Linked DNA regions of Homo sapiens: all the other regions are linked to region 2. The links are chromatin loops, found by intact Hi-C in ENCODE. Cell type or tissue: mammary epithelial cell. All regions are shown on one strand.

What was found. Hi-C counts contacts between places; a loop is a spot of excess contacts. Peaks named below come from ENCODE experiments on the same cell type or tissue, not always from the same donor. Only the 100,000 strongest peaks of a DNase experiment are listed, where the experiment ranks them.
Region 1: it touches region 2 in a loop (2.3-fold over the local background); 2 of 110 quality-filtered maps call a loop at or near these places.
Region 3: a loop joins it to region 2, with 2.4 times the contacts of the local background. A loop is called at or near these places in 2 of 110 quality-filtered maps.

What each region holds. Positions count from the first base shown.
Region 1 is chr4:46,391,184-46,393,683 of GRCh38, forward strand. No RefSeq gene overlaps it. Among named protein-coding and RNA genes, the nearest start is that of GABRA2, 2.3 kb to the left of the region's middle. In mammary epithelial cell, no CTCF peak of the experiment used is centred here; no DNase peak of the experiment used is centred here; H3K27me3 peaks cover 247 bases.
Region 2 is chr4:46,505,982-46,508,481 of GRCh38, forward strand. No RefSeq gene overlaps it. Among named protein-coding and RNA genes, the nearest start is that of GABRA2, 120 kb to the left of the region's middle. In mammary epithelial cell, no CTCF peak of the experiment used is centred here; DNase peaks (open chromatin) are centred at 1,100 and 2,390; H3K27ac peaks cover 1,175 bases.
Region 3 is chr4:46,431,727-46,434,226 of GRCh38, forward strand. No RefSeq gene overlaps it. Among named protein-coding and RNA genes, the nearest start is that of GABRA2, 43 kb to the left of the region's middle. In mammary epithelial cell, no CTCF peak of the experiment used is centred here; a DNase peak (open chromatin) is centred at 1,395; H3K27ac peaks cover 345 bases.

The sequences.
Region 1 (2,500 bases), 110 kb before region 2:
CATTTTCCTTTTTGTACTGCACAGAAGACAGAATGTTATGCACATTTTACTAAGGCAAAGCAGAGCCAGTGTTTATCTCCTCCAGAAGTTGTTATAAACGTTAGACACTTTAAAGGAAAAAAGAGAGAGAGATAAGTATGCTGATACGTTTCTGTCATTTTACATTCAGAGTCAATATGTGCCAAACACTTCAATTTTGTTAGTTATGCACCAAAAATTCAGATGTTTTTCCTAGATGGTGCAGTTTTTCTAACAGGCACTGCTAATCTACAGTAAATTTTAGCTTTGCTTTGAAGATTATGGGAGGAGAGTAAAACCTTTACATTGTAAATATTTCCAGCTGTCCTTTTTAATCTATTAATCACCATTTTCTGGATGAGCATTTAATATGTTACAACCTAAACAAACATTTGCTCTCTTATTTAGCTTGCTCTGTGAAGAATGGAACACCACCCAGCTCTCTCCTCCATCATTAATATTCTTTTCCTGACTTGCCCATTGCAGAGTCTAATTGAAATTCACAAAGATAAAAAGCATGCCATTTAAAACCTTGCAACCAGAGAACCTAAGTATCTTATACTTGGCATGAACAGTTCACTTGCTACTGTATTTTCCTATTTTCCATTTCTGTGAGTCAATCTTCATTAAAATCTCTATCACCTCTCCATTTATATTACTAATAAATTGTTGATATTTTGATAATGGAAGTTAAGCAGTGTATGGTTTCTTCCCAGCCTTAATTGCTATGCTCCAACAAAATTTTTCTTTAATGAATGTCACAATTTTTGTAAATATATTCATATATTATTCTAATACTTATAAGGTCTTCTCCTGGATTCTAATATCAAATTATAAATGTTTTAATTTTTTTCGTTCAACATTTATATCAATTGGAATTGTTTGTTCTGAGGAATTAGCTTTTCCCATTAGCACCCTTATTAAATATGTAATTTCAATGACATATGACCCTCTTATATGACACTTCACAAAGTTCAAGCTGCTTTGAATGTTTTTCACCATTTTGGTTTTTTTTCTGTAAGTGTATGTTACTACATCCCACCGATTTAGAGATGCATTTACTGGAGAATGACCCACAGTAAAAACTAAATTTAAAAGTTTTCATTATAAAACCTTGATTTTTAGTTCTCACAAAATGTTTTACAATTTTAAATGTTGGATAGCTGTAACTTAAACTTCAAAGCACATTAAAGGAAATGGAACTAGAAAAGCTGATTGTGGGCAGCAGATTTCTGGTGTTTAGCCATATCTATACTGCTATTTTGTTGTATTACTAGCCCAGACAAATTTCTCTGGAAATTTGGAGGATTATCCAGCTTCCTCAAACAGCTGACAAACTCAGCCAGATTTTCTTCTCTGCTCTTTGTGATAGAGTGCAGGTTAACTGCCTGAGATCTGAGCCAGCCTGTGTGGGTCGTGACTAAGCTCTTCCTACCCACTCCTTTCAGAGCATGTCCTAAGGCAACCAATCCTGAGGAAGAATTGACAACTAATTGGTTGCCAGTAAATCCATTCCCATCCAGGCTTGGGCAGCACAAAACCTTCTGTTTCAAACCTCTTTGAATTACTGATCAACAAATTAGGTTGGTGGGTGGAGGTGGTCACTTCTTACATATTCCCCAACCCCAACGCTGAAATCCTTAAGGAAATTTCCACATAAAGACCATGAATAAAAGAAAGCTGAAGAATTGGGAGATCTTGGTTTTGTCTGATTTCTTATTAGCTGACATCTCACAATATTGTACAATTTTAAGATTTGTTATAAAAACTGTTCATGTTCTTGAACAGATATTTTGTACAGCTTCCATTTTTAGAGCTCAGCCTAGCATTACTGCTATAGAGAGCTACTACTTTATATGCCCTAGGGGACTTCATTAATCTTTAAGCTTTCTATAGAGTGATATGTGTATAGAAGTATATATATTACATATGTATATATATAATACACCTATATTTATTGTACACTTATATGCATACATACATATATACAAATATGCTAATATATCTGTAGATAAATATATATCAGAACTAATAAAAATAGACAAGAATATTTTAATAAGAATAGCATTTAAATACCACAATTCTACAAAATACATTTAATCTTACTACTACATGAATTGGATCATGATGATCTTTACATGCTTTAAAGAGCAATATCATAATTACTTCAACAAGAATAGCATCTCACTATATTTAACTTTTTAAACTCTCAGCACATATTTCATATAATAAATTTGTGTATACTTTAACTACATACATTCCTATGTGATTCATTCATTTGAATGAGAATACAAATTTATGAAAAATTAGGAACGGAAGCACAGATTATTCTGTTTTCAAACAATTTAATATTATCTTCTACTTTTTCCCATTGAACTAGTTAACTAATTTCAAAGTGGACCTGGAGTATATGTCAGTTCTCACATATTCACCACATTACTGAAAGACAAAATGAGACAAAACCGGTGCAAATTCTTAGCTG
Region 2 (2,500 bases):
CCAATCAATCTAGATATAATAGTACTATACTGAGTAGTTTTCTTATATAATGAAAGAAGAGAAGAAAAAAGGGAAAATGCTGTTTTGTATCAGGCACAATTCTGGGATTATTTGCTGCATTTGTCTCAACAAATCTGAAAAAGTAGACATTACTGTGAACTGACAGAGTAAGACAGGGACTTGTAAACCAGATAAATTACCCAAGGTTAGAGAGTGGATTATGGTAGAAACAGAATTCAAATCCAAGTGTGTTTATTCTTAACATCTATGTTCTTCCCACAGAGCAAACAATAGCTAGAGATTTATATTTCTGACTCATCTTATATTTCAAAAATACTCGTACATACCTACATATGTATATGTGTATTTCTAATACATACATATTTATGCATCTATATATAGTCCTCAGCCTATGAATATATATGTGTTTATAACACTTCCAGTGCAAATACATACATGTATAGAAATATGTACATATGTATATATACATATATATGCACACATATATATATTCACATGCAGAGGTTCATTTATTCATTTAGCAAACATTTATTCAATAACTAATATGTGTGAGGTAAGTTGAATGACTTAAAAATGTGAACCTTTCCCCATCGTTTCTGTTAGCTCAAAATTTAGCAAACCTCAATGCTTATCTTATGTATAAAGGAATCTTGGTTTATGCAAAAGAAATAAGCATTAGTATATCTTCAAAGTTTTAAGTTTTTGTTTTTTATAAGTATTTTATTATAATATTCATTTTATCTTTTGAGCAGATAACTTTGATTAGCATTTAAAACAACACTTTAATTTCATAAAACTGTTTTATTGCTAACCCTCAATTAAAACATATAAAAGGGTCTGAAAATAACTTTAATGCCATGGATCCTTCAGAGGTCCATTCATGTAGAATACTCAATTTTTTCCAATTATTACCGTTTGCCTCCTTGTACAGAACATCCTGCAACATTTGCCAAGTACCTTTTAGAATCACAGTCAAAGACTAAAAGGGAACCTCAATGATTTTTGGCTCATGTACATAGTGTCTTCAGTAGCAGCTTGCGGCATTGATGTGCCCCAATGGAATGTTGTTTCCGGAAAGAGGGTAAATGAATCACTTTTATGGGCTGAGTCTTTCTCTGCACGTCACCTTGCATTATTAATGGTTGATTCAATTTTGCTGGCTAGAATTAGAGTTCTTTCTAGGGTGAGGTTATCTTCAAGTAGCTGTCTTATTATTTCCTATATTGCCAACCATTAGTATTATTTAGACCCAGAGCATTTTATTTCTCTTTTCCCTATGTTTGATTATATTTTTAATTTCTATGTGAATTTCCAGAAGATGCTTTTAGCTAGCCAAACGAAAACCCCTTGTGGCACATTATTTTAAGACAGAATTTGGAATTTGACACACCTGGATTTGATTCCTGGATCTATCATTTAAGCTTTATAACCTTGAACATGTTAATCTCTCTCAGGTACTATTTCCTCGCTTAGAAAATAAAGGATGAAATGAACTACACTATTGGAGCTACTATAAAGATGAAAGAAGATGAAAGTTTTCAGTAGGATTGTTGCCATGTAGTAAACCCCTTATAAATAGTATGTATAATAATTTGTCACATGCTGTTAGGTTAAGCCATCAACAACAAACATGGCAATAATTCAAGTTCAAAAATACAGACGGGTTTGAATTAACATTGCACAATGATTTGTTTGTGTTTTCTTGTTTTTCCAAATTCAGTGTTATATTCTACTTTCATATTTTGTGAGCATTTATTAACTGAACGACTGCCACATGCATGGCAGTGTGCTAAATATTTGAGTGCATTATGATTTCACCCATTATGGGGTTTAAATCCATCTGAAAAGTAAAGATTAAGACCCATGAATCTGTGCATAATTCAAATGATACTTATTCACGTGTATTGTGTGGTAGAGAAAATGAATGTATAGGAAAGAAAGAGAATGAAAGTGAATGAGGAGGAAAATTAAATACAGTCAGGAAAGGCTTGATAAAGGACTTAAGAACTTGAATATGATTGTGAAACATAGTTATAATTTCTAAGAACAGCTGAGGAAAAAAGCTTAATTTGTATAGTTTATGAAGGAATGCATATGTTTGTGTTTCACAGAATTTAGAGTTAAGAATACACACACACACTACACAGAAACTCAGAAAACCTATGCTACTTGCTCAGGTAATTAATTACTAGTCAATGGTAAAGTTCAAACTGATGTCTAGGTCTCCTGCTCCTGTTCCAGTACATTTTTACCGCAATACATTGAGTGAGCAAGCTTTCAAAAGCTTCTTGAATTATTCATATGGATATGGAAAATCCTATCTTACAACATAAGGCCATTTCTATTTACAGATATTAAGACTATGAAAACTTTTTTCATATTCAGCCATCTCAATGACTAATTCTTGCATCATCAGTTTTAGTAGCACCATAGCTGGATCTCGTAAGTTCATGAAAGGCAATTGGGTGTGTTGCTTCCC
Region 3 (2,500 bases), 74 kb before region 2:
TGAACAAATTCCCTTCCAGTGTAACTGACTGGCAAGATAACACATCCAAGAGCAGGTTTTGACATAGCTCTGGGTCACTGGAGAAAGGTTTCAAGTGACCTAGTTAGGTAAAAGAAAGGAGTAAAACGGGGTGGTGGGGATAACTGATCTCCCTCCTTTACCAGTTGGCTTATGAAGGCATCTACTCTAATTTTTTTAAGGTGTCCTAGAGAAACCTCTGGGCTTAGTCACAGCCAATATTTTAATGCAAACAATATATATAATTTATGGTCATTAAAACTATTAAAATGTTCTGGCAGAAGATTCCTCCCACTAATCAGCTGGATGATATCCCCAGAGTCAGGAAATGCTTTTCCTTATTCAGTCCTTTGGAAACAAATAAGAGGGGTGAGAGCATTGCCTACCTTTTTGAGGGGGGGTTATTGGCTAATGTTGGATTAGTTAAAATTGGTTTGATTATTTTGCAAACAGTCATTTCCCCTTTAACCTACTGAAGAGTCTCAGTTTTGTTCTGATACCTATCCTGCCACCTCAGGTAACAAGAATTCTTTTTTTTAATGTTATTAAGGTATATTTGACAATTAGAATTTTATATATTTAAGGTGTACAATTTGACAATTTGATACACATGTACATTGTGAAATAATCACCACAATCAAGTTAATTAACATATTCATCACAACAGATAGTATCAATTTTTGGGGGGTGAAAACACTTAAACTCTACCCTCTTAGCAAATTTTAAGTATCAATAAAGTATTGTTAATCATAGTCAGATTATTGTACATTATATCTTTAGAGATCTAATCCTTCCTTCCATTTATTGATCTTGATGTGAGAACGTGACCCAGTTTTAGCTAGTAAGACATGAGAAATCTTCAGGGTGTTTCTGGAAATGGCTTCTTCACCTCTAACTAGAGATTCAAAGAAGAAATGATTCTGTTTCTCCTGCTGGACATTGTAGTATCTTTCACAGAAGTATGGATCTGTAACAGCTATTTTCCAAGTAAACACTCAGACTGAGGAGATAACACAACAGGGGGCATGAAAACAGAAAGGTAGAAGAAATTTTGTCCCATGTGACATCACTGGTTTACAAAATTAACTAAATCTGAAACCATTATATCAATGAACTTTTCATTTTGTCTTTCTTTTGATAAGACTATTTCCTTATTATTGAAGCCATTTCTATTACTCACAGCCAAATCTATATTTGCTTTAAAATCAAAAGGAAGAATCATACACAGCAATAGTTTTAAAAAATAAATTATTTAATTACAACAGGTACAAAACCCAAGCTTATTCACTACACTTCAAACTGAGATTTCTTTATTCCCAATTCTCTCACCCAGATAAGAAACTAAATTGCAAACATGTTGCAGCTGCTGAATGACTCAGCCTGGCAAGCTTCCTGTCTGGAATAATGTGCTGCTCTGGGAACTTCTCATCAAACATTCACCCCAATAGCATAAGTATATACTTTCAACAGTTATTTATCAGATATTCATTACTGAAAGTATGGATCGTATGGAATATAGCAGGAGTCTAAGATATGTTCTCTGCCCTCATGACACTGACCATCAAATTAAGAAAAGAAGGCACGAGTAAATAAAAATAATAGAAAGAATGCTATAGATAGTATAAAACCAAATGCCAAATAAATGATGTCAAAAATTAATTCCACAATCTAAGAAGGGAAAATATCAGCATAAGCTGGAACATTCATGAGAGATGATGGAGTTTATATTAAGACTGTTAGACAAGCGGAGGACAAGATGATGGAATTTATATTAGGACTATTAGAAAATAGGGAGATTCTGAAGGGAAGAGGAAATAATTTTCAATGTTATTCTTTAACTCTGCATGGTAAAATGTTGAATTGAGAAAGAAATGTACAGAGATCATAAAACAGAAGGATGATGCAAAAGAAGAGTCAGATATAAGTGGAGCACACAAGATTCGACTGACTGTGGAAAGCCTTGGACACCAGGCTAAGAAATCTGACCTTGATCCTGAAGACAAGAAAATAATTGGAGGTTTTGAGCAGGGAAGTACAACAGTGAAAGTAATCTTCTTGTAAGCAAAACCTTTTGTCTGTATGCAGAATTAGAAGGGAAGGAATGGCAGCAGGGTGCTTGTGAATAGGCCATTGCAGCACTGTTGTCATGAGAAAAAAGTTATATTTACAATTTACATCATTAAGCAAGGTTGTCACTAAGTAGAATTAAATTGATCTAAATGAGTTGACAATTCAGTAAAAGAAGGAAAACCAGTGCAAGTTATTTGATAACGTGTAGATCAATACACAAGATATTGATTGGCTTTATCGTTTTGGAAATAATCATTGTTGTGGTTGAGGTTCATGCTCAATCACAAACTAAGAGTTTCCAGTTGGTACAAGAGAAAACTGGAGATCAATGACAGATGGTCCTGCATTCCATTGTTTTTTTGTGTCATATATGTTTAAGGAGTAAAACATAATGTTTTGATCTCTTTATACA